Linked DNA regions of Homo sapiens: regions 1, 2, 4 and 5 are each linked to region 3. A link is an interaction called in ENCODE POLR2A ChIA-PET data of the cell type or tissue named here. Cell type or tissue: OCI-LY7. All regions are shown on one strand.

Region 1 (4,000 bases), 730 kb after region 3:
CAGTGATATTTCAGTAGAGGTTGATAGGACTTTTACTTTAAATACTTGGTTTTCTAGACAATAACTCAACAGGGGATTCTCGGTGTTGAAATTGAGCCTGGATAAGTGAAATTCGCACAATAAAACTCCCGTTTTGTGTATTTGACGTTTGTAACATAAAATACTTAGTAGCAGATAATATTGGAAATATCATAAGGCCACAATGTATCTTTTGCATAAATTAAGAAGCATTTATGAAAGGCTTTAGGTTAAAGCTAACTGAACATTTCAAAACTAGGGATAAACGAGCGTCAGTTCTATTTAGGAAGTGTGAATATCTCTGAAAAGAGTCCTTAGGGTGTGGGTCAGGAAGAACCTAGTGGAGTGTGAGTCAGGAAGAACCTAGTGGGGTTCCAAGTGGACGAACCAGCAAGGAGCTCACTTGGAGCTGGTGTGCTTGGTTACGGCTTTGGTGCTCTCGGACACAGCATGCGTGACAGGCGAACAGCCGTCTGGATCTCCCTGGAGGTGATGGTCGAACGCTTGTTGTAACGCGCCAGGCGGGAAGCCTCGCCCGCAATACGCTCGAAGATGGCATAACGAAGGTGTTCAAGATCCCCATTGCTTTGGACGAGATGCCGGTGTTGGTGGACCTGCTTCAGCACCTTGTACAAGTACACGGAGCAGCTCTCCTTGCGGCTGCGCTTTCGCTTCTTGCCTTAGTAATAGTCTTCTTGGAACCCTTTTTCGGGGCTGTGGCCGACTTGGTGGGGTCAGGCGTGTTGTAGTTTAACTGCAGAAAGGGTACAAGGAATAGGAAAAAGCGGCCGGGCGCGGCGGCGCACGCCTGTAATTCCAGTACTTTGGGAGGCGGAGGCGGGCGGATCACTTGAGGTCAGGAGTTCGAGAGCAGCCTGAACAACATGGCGAAACCATGACTCTTCAAACAAATGTAAAAAATTAGCTGGGCGCGTGATGCACTCCTGTAACCCCAGCTACTGGGGAGGCTCAGGGAGGAGGATCGCTTCGGCCAGGAAGGCGGAGGTTGCGGTGAGCCACGATCGCGCCACTGCTCTCCAACCTGGGCGGCAAAGCCAGACCCTGTCTCAAGGGAAAAAAAAAAAAAAAAAAAAAAAAAAAGTCGCCGGGCGCTGTGGCTCACGCCTTTAATCCCAGCATTTTGGGAGGTTGAGGCAGGTGGCTCACCTGAGCTCAGGGGTTTGAGACCAGGATGACCAATATGGTGAAACCCTGTCTCTACTAAAAAATACAAAAATTAGCCGGGCTATGGTGGCTGACGCTTGTAATCTCAGCTACTCAGGAGGCCGAGGCAGGAGAATCACTTGAACCCAGGAGCGGACGTTGCAGCGACCGGAGATCGTACCACCGCACTCCAGCCCGGGCGAGAGGGAGACCCTGTCTTAAAAAAACAAAAAAAGAAGAAGAAGAAAAAGCTGTGTGTTGTAACGTCCTGTTCACGAATTCTTATGCAAATGAGGTGATTAATAAAATAGTGTGTAGGACTGGTGGCGATTCTAGATGACGTCATATACACGTTTGTCCAATCCAAAGAAGCATGTTTCATAACAGCGATTCCATTGGTTGAAATAAAACTGTAATTTGAGCCAATGGCACAGCTTTATTTTCGCGCCCAGTATTGACTATAAGTAGTGGAGCTCTGGTGAACTTCTCTCGGCTGTTCTCAGTTCCTCCATTTATCGTTTCTTCGTCATGTCGGGACGCGGCAAGCAGGGAGGCAAAGCTCGCGCCAAAGCCAAGACCCGCTCTTCTCGTGCCGGTCTCCAGTTCCCCGTGGGCCGAGTGCACCGACTGCTCCGCAAGGGCAACTATGCTGAGCGGGTCGGGGCCGGCGCGCCGGTGTACCTGGCGGCGGTGCTGGAGTACCTGACTGCCGAGATCCTGGAGCTGGCGGGCAACGCCGCCCGCGACAACAAGAAGACCCGCATTATCCCGCGCCACTTGCAGCTGGCCATCCGCAACGACGAGGAGCTCAACAAGCTGCTGGGCAAAGTAACCATCGCTCAGGGTGGTGTCCTGCCCAACATCCAGGCTGTGCTACTGCCCAAGAAGACCGAGAGTCACCACAAGGCCAAAGGCAAATAATGTCTCCATAGAATCACTTTCCAATACAACGGCTCTTTTCAGAGCCACCTACTATTTCTGCGGGAGAGCTGGGCCACTGGTTAAACATTTGGAACGTTTGTTATGAAAAGATAAAGCATTTTTCATCTAGAGCTTAGGAATGACTTTTAGGAAAAACCTTACAGGATTCAGGTGACATGTTTAAGTCAGAATGTGAACTAGTTATTTAATGTAGGGCTTACAAGAATGTTCGCTGTGTTTATTCATCTCGTGTTATATGAACTAGAACCAATAAAAAAAAATCCAGAGCCAGGCTCAGTGGCTCACGCCTGTAATCCCAGCACTTTTGGAAGCTGAGGCGGGAAGATCGCTGGAGCTCATGAATTCGAGATCTGCCTGGGCATCATAGCGGATACAAAAATTAGCCGACCGGGGTGGTGCACGCCTTTAGTCCTAGCACTTCACAGAGGCTGAAGTGGGACGATCCCTTGAGCCGGGGAGGCTGAGGCTGTAGTGAGCCGAGACCACGCCACTGCACGCCAGCCTGGGTGACAGCGAGAACCTGACTTGAGGAAAAAAAAATAATCCAGTACAGAATGACACGGTCATATCAAATTGGCATGTAATAGAGACCCCATCTTGAAACTTGCTACTATATTGTCTTGTGCGTTGATAGCATATTATATTAATGCCGAACACATTAGTGACGCCGAAGTAGCTGGTGCCTAAATGGCTTAAACGCGGAAAAACCACATACAGATGATGGAACAAAAACTGGCCAATCAGATTATAGAGCGGGCTTTTTAAAATATAAGAAGCTTCTTTGTAGCTAGGCGTCTGACAAAAAGCTTGACACCAACTTAACAAAAACCAACGGCTGGAATTCATACTCTAATAACAGACTGCATGGGTAAACTACGTGGGGAGTCCAACCAACACCCTGGACTCTTGCTTGCCTTGCGTTACTCGATTAGGGTTGAGGGAGAACTGCCCGAGATTTTTCGAATGCAAGGAATCTTGCTGCCTGATCTAACATGTTGTGCACAGCCATTTTTTAGAGGTCTCTGGGTGGCTCTGAAAAGAGCCTTTGGGGCTTTGTTGCGGTTTTCACACGCCAGCTTCCTACTTCTTTTTGGCAGCCGCCTTCTTGGCCTTTGCAGCTTTAGGTTTTGCTGCTTTGGGCTTAGCGGCTTTGGGCTTTGCCGCCTTCGGCTTAACTGCCTTGGGCTTGGCAGGACTCTTGGTTGCCTTTTTCGGTTTGGCAGCGGCCTTGGCCTTCTTAGGGCTCTTCGCCACCTTTTTGACGCCAGCCGCCGCGGGCTTCTTCGCCTTCTTCGGAGTCTTCTTCACTGCCTTTTTCGCCCCTGCAGCCTTCTTGGCCTTCTTAGGCGTGGCCCCCGCGGGCTTCTTAGCTTTAGCGGCGCCTGCCTTCTTGGCTTTGGGCTTGGCTTCCCCGGAGGCCGCCTTCTTGTTGAGTTTAAAGGAGCCAGAAGCACCAGTGCCCTTGGTCTGCACCAGGGTGCCCTTGCTCACCAAGCTCTTGAGGCCCAGCTTAATGCGGCTGTTATTCTTCTCCACGTCGTAGCCACCGGCCGCTAAGGCCTTCTTAAGGGCTGCCAAAGAAAGGCCATTGCGCTCCTTAGAAGCAGCCACAGCCTTGGTGATCAGCTCTGAGACTGGGGGCCCCGTCGCTTTGCGCTTAGCAGCGCCGGCGCCGGCAGCCTTCTTAGTTGCCTTCTTCTTAGCCGGGGATTTCTCCACCGGCGCTGGGGTGGCTGTCTCGGCAGGAGCGGTTTCCGACATGGTGGCAAGAAACTGCTAGAAGAGAATAAGCTCGAAATCTAAAGAGCAGGTTTTGCGTTGCTGCTATGCTCGGGCCCCGGGCTTATATAAGCCGGCGCTGCCCTGTGATTGGTGG
Region 2 (4,000 bases), 870 kb before region 3:
TTATTTGCTTTACAAAAATCAATAGATAAAACACTTAGCCAATGTTGTTATTGAAGCTGGATGAGAGGAACATAGGTTTTATTAAACTATTATCTCCTTTCCCATATATTCTGGAATGTCAAATAAGTTTTTAAAATAAAAGCAATATGTGAAAAAAAATGACAAGTTGCTAAATTAATAAAGATCATAAAGAAGGATCTGCTGAATACCCAAACAGGGCCTTGTGCTAATCTGTAAAGGAAGGGTTCTATATGAAAACATATCTTGGTTGTATGCCAAGCAGCCCAGGATGGTATGTGTTCCTCCTTGTAACATCCCTAAAAACCTGATACTTCCAATCACTAAAAGGACCTCGGTGGTTCAAAAAAACAAAAAACAAAACAAAACAAAAAAGAAAAAACTTACATTAGTGTTGCCCTAAGAAATTCTTATAAAAGCCAGGTGTTGAAAGATAGTCAAGCAAGCCAGAAAGTCTTTAGAGACCAGTATATTCTCTCTGAAGGCAAACTACAAGGAAACTGATTCAATTAGAAAACTGCTAAGCCTAGAGTCAAACCAGAGCTAATAAGAGTATTAAAATTTATGTAGCAAGGAGTCTCAGCCCCAGCTGTTAGAAGCACCTGAATTTTAATAATTACCATTCCCTGGGCCCACTCTAGATTGCTATTAGTCTCATTGAACCCCAGGTAAAGATTTTTCTAAAGCCTTCCCATGTGACTGTAATGTTACATTGAGAAAACTGATCTGTAAAGAAATCAAACTATTTTAGGGGATTGTTCTGTGCACTTGCTTTAGAGAACATTTCATAGAATATTTCATTCTGTAACATAAATAAACATGCATTTTGCAAAAGCTCACTCCTTGTAAGAGTTCACAGGCAGGATGCCTTTACTGATGAGACCAAAACCAACAACCTAGGCTTCCTAAATCAGTGTTCATGAGAATCATCTGAGGTATATGCAGATTGACTCCAGCCCTAGATGGGGATTGAAACAAGCTCCCATGTAATGCCCTGGGAGCTTCTAACAAGTTCCCACGTAATGCCCATGCTGCCAGTAATGTAGAGGCCAATCTGGCTTTCGTTTCTGCCGCCAATTTCTAATATTGAATTAAAAAATGGATCATTTCACAGAAAAACCAAGAACTGTTTAAAAAAAGGGGGAATTGTGGAAATAGCTGCTTCAGACACGAAAAAGCAGCAACCAAGGATATCCCTACCTACTCTCAACTGCCAATGCTCATACCTGTAAAGTTTTAAAAGGGATTAACCAGAAATACACAACGAAAAAAAATCCCATCTATAATGGGTGTAAGTAGACAACGCGACTAACGCTTGAGACAATGTATATAAACGCCCCCAGGTGGCCCCTTCCACTACCAAATCGAAGCTCCAAACCCCTAAAAGCCAGTTTAGAAAAGGACGCTGACAATCTGGCACTTTCGGGAAAAAGCACGGGAACAAATATAGCAAGCTTACCATTAACTTTAGCCAATCAAATGAGGACTTAAGTACTAAAACCAATGTTTAGTTTCAAAGATTTGATTAGTTAATCACAGCTATTTTCGGGTGAAAGTAGGCGGCTCTTAAAAGAGCCTTTTTAAGTTGGATAGAATTACTGCCCGGAAACCTCTACGCTCTCTCCCCACGAATGCGGCGAGCGAGCTGAATGTCCTTGGGCATGATAGTCACTCGCTTAGCATGGATGGCACACAGGTTGGTATCCTCAAAGAGCCCCACCAAGTAGGCCTCGCAGGCCTCCTGCAGGGCCATCACCGCGGAACTCTGAAAGCGCAGATCTGTCTTGAAGTCCTGAGCGATTTCTCGCACCAGGCGTTGGAAAGGCAACTTGCGGATCAGCAGCTCAGTCGACTTCTGATAGCGGCGAATCTCGCGCAGAGCCACGGTGCCGGGACGGTAGCGATGAGGTTTCTTCACGCCGCCGGTGGCCGGCGCGCTTTTCCGAGCCGCCTTAGTGGCCAGCTGCTTGCGCGGCGCTTTGCCACCGGTGGACTTGCGTGCAGTCTGCTTGGTGCGGGCCATCTCAGACTACCTGAAAGAAAAACTCAGCCACTTGGCAGAGTGGAAACTGCCCTTATATATACTCAGAAACATTCTAATTGGCCTTGTTGATTTTCAAAAGACCCGCGCAACAAAACCATTGGCTGAAGAGTCCAACGATGTGATTGGTGAATTACTGGAAAATCTGATTGGATGAATCACTTCATTTTTGAATCCTCTCTTCTCGGTTAGTCTGCGATCCAAGAACGTTAACTTCTTAAAGTTCTAATTCTGCGCTTCTCAAGCTGTAGTCCGTAAACGACTACTTTAAGACTTGGAAGACGCTAATTCTCATTCAGTAGATGTGTTGTGGGGCCAGATTCGGAGGACCACGTTTTGAGAAGTTTATCTTGTGCCGTTTTCTTGAGTCACCTGGACTGCTGCTAGCTGGAAACCTTTGACCATTATAAGGCAGGATTCCTGGGTGATGTACCTGGGAAATCACGAGCCAAGAAGTCACCGACATACAACAGTGAGCAACAAATGTTAACTGAATTCTATTTTGTCCCAAATGGTGTTTTGCTTCGGTTGAGAATTTTTAAGGCACAGGCTAATTTTAGGTTTTCCAACGACTCTTATCATTTACTTTTCGTTGGGTCCTATTGATGATATTCCAGGATACCACCCCCACTAGCCTCTTCTGCAGGATAACTTGAACACTGCAGTGGCCCTGTCCATCTAAACTTTACAAGGTTTTGTAAACGTTACTGAACTTGCTTCTTCCCGACTACATTAAAGCACTTACTTGAGATATTAAACATTTTCTCATTAGTCCTGTTTGCCTAGTCAGTCACTTGTATAGACAGGGCAACAGCACGGCCTGAATATTGGGCAGGACACCGCCCTGCGCGATAGTAACTTTGCCCAACAGCTTGTTGAGCTTCTCGTCGTGGATGGCGAGCTGCAGGCGTCGGGGGGTGACGCGGGTCTTCTTGTCTCGGGCCGCGTTGCCCGCCAACTCCAGGATCTTGGCGGTCAGGTACTCCAGCACCGCCTCCAGGTACACCGGCGCACCGGCCCGGACCCGCTTGGCGTAGTTGCCCTTGCGGAGGAGGCGGTGCACTCGGCCCACAGAAAACTGGAGACCAGCCCTGGAAGAGTGCGTTTTAGCCTTGGCGCGAGCTTTGCTGCCCTGCATTCCACATCCAGACGCAGTGAAGTATTTAAATACTTGTTTAGAAGAAGGAAAGTGATTGATTCTAGTAAAACGCAAGAGCTAAACTCTTATAATCTATATTCGGCAAAGTAGACTGTGCTATCTCCTGAACACAGATTTCAGCCAATCGAAAAGCAGGTGTTTAAAAAAATTTAAAAAAAAAAAAAAAAAAAAAACCACTTCTGACTTACATACTTATAGTTGAAAGGTCAAATTATGCAAGGTTGAGCTTCTGGGAGAGCCGATGAGATTTAGGAGTTCAGAAATGGCCTATCATATATTCAGACACTAAAAGAACCAATGAGAAACCGAAACTCAGCCAGCCTCATTTGCATATACACGAGGTAAATAATGAGGGCGTTTGGGCTCACCAGCATTTTCCTGTGGTCATTTGACGGTATCACTTCGGCTGCGAACATGCCTGAACCAGCTAAGTCAGCTCCCGCCCCGAAGAAGGGCTCCAAGAAGGCGGTGACCAAGGCACAGAAGAAGGATGGCAAGAAGCGCAAGCGCAGCCGCAAGGAGAGCTATTCCGTGTACGTGTACAAGGTGCTGAAGCAGGTCCACCCCGACACCGGCATCTCGTCCAAGGCTATGGGGATTATGAACTCCTTCGTCAACGACATTTTCGAGCGCATTGCAGGCGAGGCTTCCCGCCTGGCGCATTATAACAAGCGCTCGACCATCACTTCCAGGGAGATCCAAACGGCTGTGCGCCTGCTGCTACCCGGGGAGCTGGCCAAACACGCGGTGTCGGAGGGCACCAAGGCGGTCACCAAGTACAC
Region 3 (4,000 bases):
TAGTAGGTTGAATGGAGTAAATTGTGGAAATGTAACTATGTAGGAAGGCTAAAGGAAAACAAGAATTATTTTAAGATCTGCTTGGACAGAATTCTCTTGGTTTCAACTTCCTGTCCTTGATGAAAATGTTCTTTTCCTTTTGGTACAGGGAGGACATCTTCCACAGGGGAATTTTAATTCCTGCTTTTAAGGGGGTAAAAGGGAACGGTCAAAGTGCCTTTCTTGTACCTACTCTTTTTAAAATTGCCTGTATCTCAGAATAATTCTTATTCCAAAATGGCATATTTTGGGATGGCATGCTCTGCCACCTTTTACCATTCATTGCTATCCTTGTCACTAATTGCTATGCGAAAACTCATGAAATCAGATACAGAAAAAGGCTTCTGATTAGTGAGAAGCTCAAGTAGAGAAATATACTTGTTAACTAATGTTGGGGAAATACAATTTTAAAATCTTCTCCCAAAGAAGACAAAGGAAATAATTTTATTATTGAATAAGCATTAAACCAGGGAGAGTTGCTTATCACAGGAAACCTTATGAAGAGGTTGCAAAAGCAGAAAGAAATCTTGCTTATTATGTATGGCTACATTGGATAGGTTTTGCAATTCGAAGTCAGGTGACAGCTAAAGTTCAGCCCATTTTCTCGCTGGAAACTGGGAGACAGACCACTATCTTTTTTAATGATTAACATTTCAAAGGGATGGCTCTCCAGGCATTGAGAAAATATTCTGAGTTATAAGGCCTATTTAGCCATTAAAAGGATTTACATACATTTTAAAAGGACAGAGAAAGACATTTTGAAAGTGATGGGAAAGGAAAGGGAAGTCTTTTGTTTTCAACAGATAATTAAGCCTCTCATTTTTAATTTGTATTTACCCTTAGATTAACGTATTCAATTAACCTATGCTACCTTACCCTCTTTACAACATATACTGAATTCAGCTACAGCAAGTTACAGCCAGTCATATCAATTTTTTTTTGTTTTCCAAAGGTGTATGGCAAGTTTTCTTTTATTGCAACATAAATGCAAAAATTTCTAAAGTATTTTAATGAAAAGTTTATCTTCATTTACTTTATGACATTTAAGTGGAATACTTTGAAAATACTTCAAGCACTGCTGTAAGGTACTCATTAAAATAAAGAGTAGCAAGAAAATCACCAAATGGGCCGGGTGCGGTGGCTCATATATTCAGTATATGATAATAAGTTCCTCAAATCAGTGGGGGAAATAGTTAATGTATTGTGCTGACTAACCAACTGATTAACTTTTTGAAAAGTTATTTCTATATACAAGAAATCAAGTCCTTATTAGTAAAGTTAGATTACTTTAAATGGTTCTACCCAGCATTAGTTAAGGTTGTAGGCATATCAGGAACTGCTACTGGTGCAGGGGCCAAGAGAAAACCTCCCTTTTGGCCTCTGAAAGTTCACTGAAAATCAACTGACAAGATTAATAAGAGAAAAGGCATACAAATTTATTAAGGTACAGGGCTGAGGACCACAGAATATTACCCCAACCCCCCAGTGGGGTACAGAAGCTTATATACTCTTTCTCAGAGGCAAAAGAGGAGATGGGTAATGTAGACAATTCTTTGAGGAACAGTAAATGATTATTAGAGAGAAGGAATGGACCAAGGAGACAGAAATTAACTTGTAAATGATTCTCTTTGGAATCTGAATGAGATCAAGAGGCCAGCTTTAGCTTGTGGAAAAGTCCATCTAGGTATGGTTGCATTCTCGTCTTCTTTTCTGCAGTAGATAATGAGGTAACCGAAGGCAATTGTGCTTCTTTTGATAAGAAGCTTTCTTGGTCATATCAGGAAATTCCAGAGAAAGTCCCTCCCTGTATTTGGGGAAGAGAAACAGGACAAAGTTAGAGGGACCTTGATTCTTAGACTTGTTTCTGAGAACCCTCAATTTTCAAAAACACCCACCATTACCAAGCTCGATATTTGGGGGGATAATTCTCCACCCCAAACACTAGAAATGAAAATAAGTAGAAAAGAACTTAGCAATATACCTGAACGATCTTTAAATTCTATGAGTCTATCTTGTTCTATTGCTAGGAATTTAGCATATGGAGTATATTTCCATTGTATATTAAGGAGAAAAATGCCACAAAATAGCATAGTTCCATACAAATAATGTTAAAGGAAAACATGCATATATGCAGAGATAACATTCTTTTTGCTTTATGTATCTTCTATAATGTTAACATTTTTGTTATGAGGCAGGAATCATGTTAAATGAAAAAAGGAAAAACAGCCTAGGTCTTGAGGATTAAAAAGGACTGAAGGAGAACAAGAGGGAGTAGAGCACAGCAGGCCTGTTTCCCTTTTAGGTCCCCTCCCCCAATGCAGAGGGACTTCCCGCCAAAGCTCTTCCGGTTTTCAGTCTGGTCCGCAGAGGTTACCCATAAAAGAAAGCTGCCATCACAGGCAGCAGACCTTTGTTCTCTGACCACTTGATAATGTCAGGACGCGGCAAAGGAGGTAAGGGCCTGGGGAAAGGGGGTGCCAAGCGCCACCGCAAGGTGCTGCGCGACAACATCCAGGGTATCACCAAGCCAGCCATTCGGCGCCTTGCTCGCCGCGGCGGCGTGAAGCGCATTTCTGGCCTCATCTATGAGGAGACCCGCGGAGTGTTGAAGGTGTTCCTGGAGAACGTGATCCGGGACGCCGTGACCTACACGGAGCACGCCAAGCGCAAGACGGTCACCGCCATGGACGTGGTCTACGCGCTCAAGCGCCAGGGCCGCACCCTCTATGGCTTCGGCGGCTAAATGGCATTTTGAAGCCCAGTCATTCTCTAAAAAGGCCCTTTTTAGGGCCCCTAAGCTTTCAACAAAAGAGTTGAAATGACTGCAAACTGAGTCTCTTAATAGGGCCATTGTCAGTGAGTTCTGTCATCCTATTTTACAAGATTAACTCGACGCCGAAAATGGGCTGATGACTACAGGTGACCTTGGGCCGAGATTTTTCCAAGGCCAGAAGAGCCTCTGCTGGCCAGTAACTTCTGGCGGCTGCCTGGAAATTGCCTGCAGCCGGTTTACCGCTCGGATTAGTTTAGAAAGCCAAGGGGTCTGCGGTCCAAATAGGGGCGGGCTAGATAATTAACTTCCCTCTGGACCTTCAAATACGTCTCAGGAGATAATGAGTTTGATGGGCTCCACTAAATGCTAGAACCTCCAGGAAAACTTCGTGGTGGCTGGTTTAAGAGGACTTGGCGGGCACAGAGCTCTGCATGGGGGGGAGGGGGACAGACCATGCTTTTACTACTGTAGAACAGTAGGGCAGTCTTAAGAGTCTTAGTAATAATATTCCTTTATATGTTTGCCTTTTAAATACTGGAATATATCAAGTATACAAAATGCGCTGGTGACCACACCACTTATTCAAGTGCATCTAAAATCCTTATGTCCCTTTCTCAGTAGCACAGCCCTCCCTTTTTCCTATCTAGAATTAACTAATATTCTAGGATAAACTGATATTCTAAATTTGTTTACTGTTCCCACGCGTTTTAACTTTAGATGCACATACCCCTAATCTATTTTAATCGTCATGAATTTTTACATTTGCTCTTGAAATATATCCGTGTTGAAATGTGCAGTTCTAGGTTATTTTTACCATTAATCTAGTTTTCTAATGTGTCAGTAAATACTTTATTCATTTCTCTGTTGATTTTTTTTCCTCATTACAAAACAGCACTGTATACAGCTGTGCATTTTCTGGTTACATGGAAGTGGAATTATTTGGTAAATGTGCATATTCAACATGAATAAAAATGAACAATTTGCTTTCCAGGGTAGTATTTTAAATTTATACTCCCATATTCCACCAGCAGTGCTTGAGAGTTATTGTTTATCAGCATTTCCTAATGTGAAATCGGAGTTTTTCTAAATGAGATTTTTGGCTATTTGGAGATTTTCCCGCTTTCCTCGGAATGGTCTATTCAGATTCTCTACAGTTTTTATTTTATGAGATTTGATTTGTAAATATTC
Region 4 (4,000 bases), 730 kb after region 3:
GCTAATTTTTTGTATTTTTAGTAGAGACGTGGCTTCACCATGTTGGCCAGGCTGGTCTGGAACTCCTGACCTCGTGATTCGCCCGCATCGGCCTCCCAAAATGCAAAGTGCTGGGATTACAGATGTGAGCCACTGCGCCCTTCCTTTTTCCTTCCTTCCTCCCTTCCTTCCTTCCTTCCTTTGTTTTCTTTCGTCAGCTATCTTTAGTGATCCTGTATTTTAGGTGTGGCCCAAGACAATTCTTCTTCCAACGTGGCCCAGGGAAGACAAAAGATCGGACACCGCTGCACCAGTTGCTGGGATACATGCCTCTTTGCAAGAGTGAATCCAATATGAGAAAGGAAGGCACAGATATGAGGCTGAGCTGGCTGAGAGCACTAGGGAGAAAAATTGCCTTCACATCTCTGCCAGATATCTCCTAGGTCAAGATGTGTGCTTCAAAAAGTTTAAGAGCAAAATGAGGTCATGATAGTCACATATGTAGAGCACATGAGGAAACTCTAAAACAGCTGGAAATAATGGAAAAGTTTGGTTAGAAACCAGGAAGAGCTTTAAAATACCACTTGAAGTTTAATACCCAGACTGATTCTCTCTGAAAAAAAAAAAGAAAGAAAAAATCTCATGAAAATCCAACTCCACAGTCTATGACAAGCATATGGTGAAATGACAGGAAAATATTTTTTAAGGTCCACTTAGAGCTAGAAGTTCATTTCATAGATGACAGCATGCAGTAGGTTAAAGTATCCCTCCTCAGAGGCCCACTACCTAACACATGGCTTGCTAAACATTACATTGAAACAGAACAAAAGTGTCGAGCTTTTTGTCAAAACTGTTACTTGCATGGGGTACGATGGCAACTTTGTTATGTGCATATGCTCCAAGGTGGTCAAGTTACATGGGCTATACAAGAGCTAAATAGCTTACATTGTACCAATTAAGTAACTTATCATTCATTCTTTCCTCCCTTCTGAGTCCTTATTGTCTATTGTTCCACTCTCATGTGTGTAGTTTTTAGAGCCTGTTGTTTTTTGTATTTTTGAGGCGGAGTCTCGCTCTGTAGCCCAGGCTGGAGGGCAGTGGCGCGATCTCGGCTCACTGCAACCTCTGCCTGCCAGGTTCAAGCGATCCTCCTGCCTCAGCCTCCCGAGTAGCTGGGACTACAGGCGCGTGCCACCACGGCCGGCAGTCTTTTTTTTAGTGGACAGGGGGGTTTCACCGTGTTAGCCAGGATGGTCTTGATCTCCTGACCTTGTGATCCGCCTGCCTCGGCCTCACCAGAGCCTGTGGACACTCATTGTGCTACTTGTTCCCTTCAGTAGGGGCAGGTAGATACGCAGGAGACACATTCCTCAAGGATAAAAACAGGAATACTTTTCAAAACTAAACTTCATCTGTAAAATTGACCCCATGACATGTCTTTTTTGAGTGATAATCCTTATCAGTAGGAACAGGTTCTGTATGTGAAATTGATTTAGCATACCAACAGCCTGTGACCTGACTCCTGCATTATAGTGTGTTGGGCCACTACCACGTTTTGTCCACAGCTTGTATTTAACATGGAGCTAAGACACGTCTCAAAAGCTACAGCTTCCTTTTGGTGACAATTGAGGGGCTCTGAAAAGAGCCTTTTGGGGTTGGACAGACTTCTTGGGCTGATAGGAATATTTATGCCCTCTCCCCTCGGATGCGGCGCGCAAGCTGGATGTCTTTAGGCATAATAGTGACGCGTTTGGCGTGAATGGCGCACAGGTTGGTATCCTCAAATAGCCCCACCAGGTAGGCCTCGCAAGCCTCCTGCAGCGCCATCACCGCCGAGCTCTGGAAGCGCAGATCGGTCTTAAAGTCCTGTGCGATCTCCCGTACCAAGCGCTGAAAAGGTAGCTTCCGGATTAGCAGCTCGGTCGACTTCTGGTAGCGGCGGATCTCGCGCAGGGCCACGGTGCCGGGGCGGTAGCGGTGGGGCTTCTTGACGCCACCGGTGGCCGGAGCGCTCTTGCGAGCCGCCTTGGTGGCCAGCTGCTTGCGCGGCGCTTTGCCGCCGGTGGACTTGCGAGCTGTTTGCTTTGTTCGTGCCATGGCTAAGTAGACGTACCTACTCAACACAAATGAGAGAAAAAAACTGATCATCCCGGTATTTATAGCTGCCCTCGCGTTCTGATTGGACAGTAGACTGTGCCATGCCACGTCTCACACACGGAATTGGCTCCCAGTTTAATCTGCTAGTGAAAGGGAGACATTCCGCCTCTGTTTTGGGTCAAGAAACGTAAAATGGTTTTGCTAGCTAAAGAAAAACAAAAACGGAAACAAAAAAAAATCCCCCAAAAGTCTAGGATTTTTCATGCATCAAAATCCTGTTTAAATATAAGCTTGATAAATCTAAACTTGCCTTGCACTATTTTAATTACGAGGTGTCATTACTGATTTGACAAAAAGTTAAAGAACGTAAAGGAAAAGTGAAACTAGAGTAAATTTGTAAATGGAGGCATTGAAGGGGATATGAAATTCGAGCGTTGTGGTATGCCAGTATTTCTCAAATTTAAACGTACTTAATGTTTTAGAAGTTGGCCGACTTTTTCTGTAAAGGGCGATATTAAAACATTTTGGGCGTTGCGGACCACAGTGTCATAGTTACACAGCCCTCGCATTGGTAGCGGTAAAGTAATCGATACAAGATAAATGAGACCGGCTGTTTCATTATGACTTTTGCAAAAACCAGAGAGGCGTTATAGATTTGGCCGTGTATCAGAGAAGCCGGCACTTTTAACCACTAAGTAATGCTGAAAGGGGCACCGAACCTCAAACTTCAGCGACTGCTTATGTGGAATCGCTAATTTGCCAAAACTGCCATACGTTTAAGTGTTCTTAAGAAATTAACTATCTTTAGTCTACAGCTCTTTCACAGACTTCATGGGTGGCCCTGAGAAGGGCCTTTGAGGAACCGTGTAAGTAAGTAAAACACTCAGCCGCCAAAGCCATACAGGGTGCGGCCCTGGCGCTTGAGCGCGTAAACCACGTCCATGGCTGTGACTGTCTTGCGTTTGGCGTGCTCCGTGTAGGTAACTGCATCGCGGATTACATTCTCCAAAAACACTTTAAGAACTCCGCGTGTCTCCTCGTATATAAGGCCTGAGATGCGCTTAACGCCTCCACGCCGTGCCAGGCGTCGGATGGCGGGCTTGGTGATGCCCTGAATGTTGTCGCGCAGAACTTTGCGGTGGCGCTTAGCGCCTCCTTTGCCCAGACCCTTCCCGCCTTTGCCGCGCCCAGACATGTCTTGTACTAAACAAAATGCAACACGGCAAGCCTCGCAGCAGTACTTTATATAGTAATAAATCGGACCTGATTGGGAACTCTCCACACCAGCTGCATCCGGTCGGCCGATTCACAGACCTTGCGCCCTGCCCACGACTTCAGGAAAAAATGGAAAAGGGGGTACTTAAACTCCAGTTTCTAAAAATGATGCCCAGTTAAAAATTACTCAGCTCATCTTGCCCTTCTACAGTGTTTTAGGCTGACCACCGCTGCATTCCATTGTCTGGGTCTTTGCAGCCTGTTTTTCCTGTCACCTCTTAGCATCGATTGTTCTAGTGCTTTGTGGCTGCTGGAATCAAATGGCGCCATCTCTAGAGGGGTAATCACAGTCGTTTCGGGCATTTGTGAAATAGCGTGTAGAAACTGCTTCCGTACAAACTCGAAGTGATCAGCCTATGGAGTGGCTGACTGCAAAAGACGACGCCTGATGATAGCTCCAAGGTGGGATTCCTCACCTTTCTCAAATTTGGTTCTCTATTCTTTTCCTTATATTTTACTCTTTCTGTAGCTGTCCTTTCTGTTCCTTTCTCTCCCTCGCCAACCACATTTTTGGGGCAAGAACTTTCTATTTTTTTTTCCTCATTCCACCTAGAAACACTTCAGGAAGCTGTTTGAGAAAGAAAGGTGGCTTTTACCCTGTATTTCCTTAGAATTGTGAAGGTGCCGCTTGAGCTCCCTCATGTTCCTC
Region 5 (4,000 bases), 920 kb before region 3:
AACATTCACATTTAATATGAAGTTTTACATGACATAAGGAAATAAGGACCTGAAGAAGGGCTTAAACCTGAGTGTGTTTGCACTAGGTTTGATGAAGAGAGTCATGCAGAAATATAACAAGACAAAAATAATATGAGCTAAGGATAATAAACAAGGAGAAATCTAGCAAGGTTTATTTGTTCAGATTCCTCGCATACTCTGCAAGACTCCCAGGAGGGTCTTAAGACCTGCTTCAGAGGAAGGTCATACGAACATTCTTGTCTATGTTGTTCTACTAATGTCTTAGAATATTTACTATGTCAAGGCGCCATACTTTGGAGTACTATGTTGTCAGAAACCTGAGGTTGCTCATGGAGTACTATGGAGTAGTGACCTTTTTTTTTTTTTTGGTCCCATTTTAGAAATTTGATTAATGAGTATAAACTAATGGTTTCTATGTTTGAGACGGAGTTTCGTTCTTGTTGTCCAGGCTGGAATGAAATGGCGGGATCTTGGCTCACTGCAACCCCCGCCTCCCGGTTTCAAGCGTTTCTCCTGCCTCAGTCTCCGAAGTAGCTGGGGTAACATAGGCATGCGCCACCACGCCCGGCTAATTTTGTTATTTTTAGTAGATACGGGGTTTCACCATGTGGGTCAGGCTGTTTTTGAACTCCTGACCTCAAGTGATCCACCAGCCTCGCCTCCCAAAATGCTGGGATTACAGGCGAGAGCCACTGCGCCCAGCCAGCCAAAACTGTAATTTTTTTTTTTTTTTTTTTTTTTTTTTTTTTATGAGATGGAATCTAGCTCTTTCGCCCAGGATGGAGTGCAGTGGCGCGATCTCTGATCACTGCAACCTCCGCCTCCCGGGTTCAAGTGACTCTCCAGCCTCAGCTTCCAGAGTAGCTGAAACTACAGGTGAGTGCCACCACGCCCGGCTAATTTTGTTTGTATTTTTTTAGTAGAGACAGGGTTTCACAGTGTTAGCCAGGATGGTCTCGACCTCCTGACCTCGTGATCCGCCCGTCTCGGCCTCCCAAAGTGATGGGATTAGAGGCGTGAGCCACCGCGCACGGCGGAAAACGAGATTTTTTAGATCAACTTTACATTGCCAATGCCCATGGTATTCCCTCCACAACAAACTCCACAAGAGTGCTCAGAAAAGTCAAACTTGTTATCAGGTGATCTTTAGGGACCCAAAGACTACTCTTCCTACCCTTTCCAGTGTTGCCCAGGCTGGAATTGCACTAGCGTATTCACATGTTCCTGCAGTCTCTAGCCCGAGAGTTTAAGCTATCCTACCACCTCAGCCTACCGAGTAAATGATAGTACAGACGCAAGCCGTCACACCTGGTTAGCTTCATTTTTTTGCAGAGACGAGTTCTATGTTGCCCAGGCAAATCTGTTAACTCCTGAGCTGAAGAAAGCCTCATGCATCGACCTCCCAAAGTGCTAGGATTACAGGATCTTGCCAACACAGAACAGGAGTATCTCCTGATCAATTTTTTTTGAGACGAAGCCTCGCCTTTGTCGCCCAGGCTAGAATGCAAAAGCGCCATGTCTTTTCACTGCAACCTTTGCTTGCTGGGTTTAAGTGATTCTCCTGCGGCAGCCTCCCGAGTCTCTGGGATGACACGCGACTGCCCCACGCCCGGCTAATATTTGTATTTTTAGTAGAAACGAGATTTAACCACGTTAGCCAAACTGGTCTCGATCCGCACGCCTCGGCCTCCCAAAGTGCTGGGATTACAAAATCGGAAAAATTATTCCCTAGAAAACGGTGAAATTCAATATTAAAGCTCTTTATGTGAGACTTGAGTGGCTCTGAAAAGAGCCTTTGAGTTTTAAAGCACCTAAGCACACATTTACTTGGAGCTTGTATACTTGGTGACAGCCTTGGTACCTTCGGACACTGCGTGCTTGGCCAGCTCTCCGGGAAGCAGCAGACGCACGGCGGTCTGGATCTCCCTGGAGGTAATGGTCGAGCGCTTGTTGTAGTGGGCCAGACGGGAAGCCTCGCCTGCGATGCGTTCGAAGATGTCGTTAACGAAGGAATTCATGATGCCCATGGCCTTGGATGAGATGCCAGTATCGGGGTGAACCTGTTTTAGCACCTTGTACACATACACGGAGTAGCTCTCCTTACGACTGCGCTTGCGCTTCTTGCCATCCTTCTTCTGCGCCTTGGTCACAGCCTTCTTGGAACCCTTCTTCGGAGCAGGAGCTGACTTAGCTGGTTCAGGCATGCTGTCAGAAAACAATAACAGCAGTGAGAATGAACGCACTTAAATAAAAGCTCGTGTCTAGAGTCTCTCCTTTTATAGGCCTTTCATGCAAATAAAGAATTCAAAATATCCAGCTCTGATTGGGCAATGTGTTAGTGACGCATACATGTAAAATAGCCTTCACCTTATTTCCTTTCTAATTGGTTGGCTCGTCAAAGAACAATTTTAACCAATCAAATTGCGCCTTTCACAATTCTACCGATGACTATAACTAGCTTCTTATTCCTCCATCGAGCCCATTCTTTTTCTTTATTCAGTGGATTGTTAGTTCTTCTGCTGTTAGGAAGCCACTATGTCTGGACGTGGAAAGCAAGGCGGCAAAGCTCGGGCAAAAGCTAAAACGCGTTCTTCCAGGGCCGGTCTTCAGTTTCCAGTTGGCCGTGTGCACCGCCTCCTCCGCAAAGGCAACTACTCCGAACGAGTCGGGGCCGGCGCTCCAGTGTACCTGGCAGCGGTGCTGGAATATCTGACGGCCGAGATCTTAGAGCTAGCTGGCAACGCGGCTCGCGACAATAAGAAGACCCGCATCATCCCGCGCCACCTGCAGCTAGCCATCCGCAACGACGAGGAGCTAAATAAGCTTCTAGGTCGCGTGACCATCGCGCAGGGCGGTGTCCTGCCCAACATCCAGGCCGTATTGCTGCCTAAGAAGACGGAGAGCCACCATAAGGCCAAGGGCAAGTGAAATGATTACTAGTCAAATCCGTCAGTGATCCCGAGTCCCAGAAACCAAAGGCTCTTTTCAGAGCCACCCACCTTTTCTGTAAAGTGCTGGAATACACATACGATGCCTGAAATCTCAATGTTCACTGTCCTAATTTTTAACGAACGCTTCTGACGTTACTGGTCAGTTCTTTATTGAAATCCTTGCTCACATTTCATGCACTAATTTATCTTACTGGTGTTTCTTTGCAGTAAAAATGCGTTTATAAAGGTATACAAGAATAGAAACCGAGGTTGTGACACCAAGGTTTCACTGCGTTATTTTGTGTATAGGTCCATGCTGTGTATACAAATTTATCATTAATACACAGGCTGTTTATTCATGTGCACTTGTCAGAAAAGGGTGAAATATTAATACAGAAACGAGAGAACAAAGAAGGATAGCTGCCCATTAGCATTTCAGGGCGGGCTTTTTAAGTTTTAAAGATGACTGCATTCCGGCTGGGCTCAGTGGCTCATGCCTGTAATCCCAACACTTTGGGAGGCCAAGGAGGGCGGATCATAGGGTCAGGAGTTCGAAATCAGCCTGCCCAACATAATGAAAGCCCGTCTCTACTAAACAAATACAAAAAGTAGCCGGGCGTGGTGGTGTGCATCTGTAGTCCCAGCAACTTGGGAGGCTGAGGCAGGAGAATCGCTTGACTCCGGGAGGCAGAGGCTGCAGTGAGCCGAGATCACGCTATTGCACTCCAGCCTGGGTAACAGAGCAAGACTACGTCTCAAAAAAAAAAAAAAAAAAAAAGACTACATTCCTCTAGTGAGAATTGTGTTTGTTGGATTTCTCTTTTCAAAAGGAGCAATTAACACAGTATTCTAAAATAAACACTAAACGAAACTAAGCAGTAACGGCCTGACGCCCTAGGTCAGACCTGTAATCCCAGCAATTTGAAAGACTAAGGCAGAAGAATCGCTTGAGCCCAGGAGATCAAGACCAGCCTGGGCAATAAAGCGAGACAGCCCCCTCACCTCCACAAAAAGTAAAAAGCCTGCCCTGCCCGGTGGCTCATGCCTAT

The links. ChIA-PET counts read pairs that join two places held together with the same protein. Peaks named below come from ENCODE experiments on the same cell type or tissue, not always from the same donor. Only the 100,000 strongest peaks of a DNase experiment are listed, where the experiment ranks them.
Region 1: POLR2A ChIA-PET joins it to region 3 with 10 read pairs; 26 of 35 experiments call an interaction of 5 or more read pairs at or near these places.
Region 2: POLR2A ChIA-PET joins it to region 3 with 27 read pairs; 27 of 35 experiments call an interaction of 5 or more read pairs at or near these places.
Region 4: POLR2A ChIA-PET joins it to region 3 with 13 read pairs; 27 of 35 experiments call an interaction of 5 or more read pairs at or near these places.
Region 5: POLR2A ChIA-PET joins it to region 3 with 15 read pairs; 27 of 35 experiments call an interaction of 5 or more read pairs at or near these places.

Annotation. Positions count from the first base shown.
Region 1 is chr6:27,863,645-27,867,644 of GRCh38, forward strand. It overlaps H2AC16 (H2A clustered histone 16), which reads left to right and starts at 1,673. Exons shown (of 1, transcript NM_003511.3): 1 at 1,673-2,154. The coding sequence starts at 1,711. The coding sequence ends at 2,103. It overlaps H1-5 (H1.5 linker histone, cluster member), which reads right to left and starts at 3,944. Exons shown (of 1, transcript NM_005322.3): 1 at 3,148-3,944. The coding sequence starts at 3,885. The coding sequence ends at 3,205. It also overlaps the pseudogene H2BC16P. RefSeq lists enhancers at 454-633, 1,294-1,363, 1,424-1,493, 1,691-2,212, 1,764-1,853 and 2 more. In OCI-LY7, no CTCF peak of the experiment used is centred here; DNase peaks (open chromatin) are centred at 1,537, 2,487, 2,757, 3,947 and 2 weaker places; H3K4me3 peaks cover 3,879 bases; H3K27ac peaks cover 4,000 bases.
Region 2 is chr6:26,269,344-26,273,343 of GRCh38, forward strand. H3C8 (H3 clustered histone 8) reads right to left here and starts at 2,070. Exons shown (of 1, transcript NM_003534.3): 1 at 1,575-2,070. The coding sequence starts at 2,041. The coding sequence ends at 1,631. It overlaps H2BC10 (H2B clustered histone 10), which reads left to right and starts at 3,588. Exons shown (of 1, transcript NM_003525.3): 1 at 3,588-4,000. The coding sequence starts at 3,633. It also overlaps the pseudogene H2AC10P. RefSeq lists enhancers at 1-198, 972-1,111, 2,839-3,178, 3,509-3,848, 3,919-4,000. In OCI-LY7, CTCF peaks have their summits at 1,366 (motif pointing left) and 3,098; DNase peaks (open chromatin) are centred at 978, 2,168, 3,048, 3,528 and 2 weaker places; H3K4me3 peaks cover 3,895 bases; H3K27ac peaks cover 4,000 bases.
Region 3 is chr6:27,136,839-27,140,838 of GRCh38, forward strand. It overlaps H4C9 (H4 clustered histone 9), which reads left to right and starts at 2,444. Exons shown (of 1, transcript NM_003495.3): 1 at 2,444-2,840. The coding sequence starts at 2,471. The coding sequence ends at 2,782. It also overlaps a transcript of H2BC12 not described here. RefSeq lists enhancers at 2,258-2,637, 2,400-2,992, 2,993-3,584. In OCI-LY7, no CTCF peak of the experiment used is centred here; DNase peaks (open chromatin) are centred at 623, 1,303, 2,363, 3,183 and 1 weaker place; H3K4me3 peaks cover 3,640 bases; H3K27ac peaks cover 4,000 bases.
Region 4 is chr6:27,870,240-27,874,239 of GRCh38, forward strand. It overlaps H3C11 (H3 clustered histone 11), which reads right to left and starts at 2,107. Exons shown (of 1, transcript NM_003533.3): 1 at 1,606-2,107. The coding sequence starts at 2,076. The coding sequence ends at 1,666. H4C13 (H4 clustered histone 13) reads right to left here and starts at 3,295. Exons shown (of 1, transcript NM_003546.3): 1 at 2,909-3,295. The coding sequence starts at 3,271. The coding sequence ends at 2,960. RefSeq lists enhancers at 1-303, 304-941, 2,857-3,494, 2,926-2,975, 3,276-3,445 and 1 more. In OCI-LY7, CTCF peaks have their summits at 1,739, 3,572 and 3,772; DNase peaks (open chromatin) are centred at 872, 1,312, 2,182, 3,112 and 5 weaker places; H3K4me3 peaks cover 3,711 bases; H3K27ac peaks cover 4,000 bases.
Region 5 is chr6:26,214,419-26,218,418 of GRCh38, forward strand. H2BC8 (H2B clustered histone 8) reads right to left here and starts at 2,270. Exons shown (of 1, transcript NM_003518.4): 1 at 1,782-2,270. The coding sequence starts at 2,225. The coding sequence ends at 1,845. It overlaps H2AC8 (H2A clustered histone 8), which reads left to right and starts at 2,503. Exons shown (of 1, transcript NM_021052.4): 1 at 2,503-3,019. The coding sequence starts at 2,557. The coding sequence ends at 2,949. RefSeq lists enhancers at 1,384-1,513, 1,564-1,653, 1,734-2,083, 1,995-2,646, 2,514-2,933 and 2 more. In OCI-LY7, a CTCF peak has its summit at 2,883; DNase peaks (open chromatin) are centred at 1,383, 2,353, 2,743, 3,263 and 4 weaker places; H3K4me3 peaks cover 3,757 bases; H3K27ac peaks cover 4,000 bases.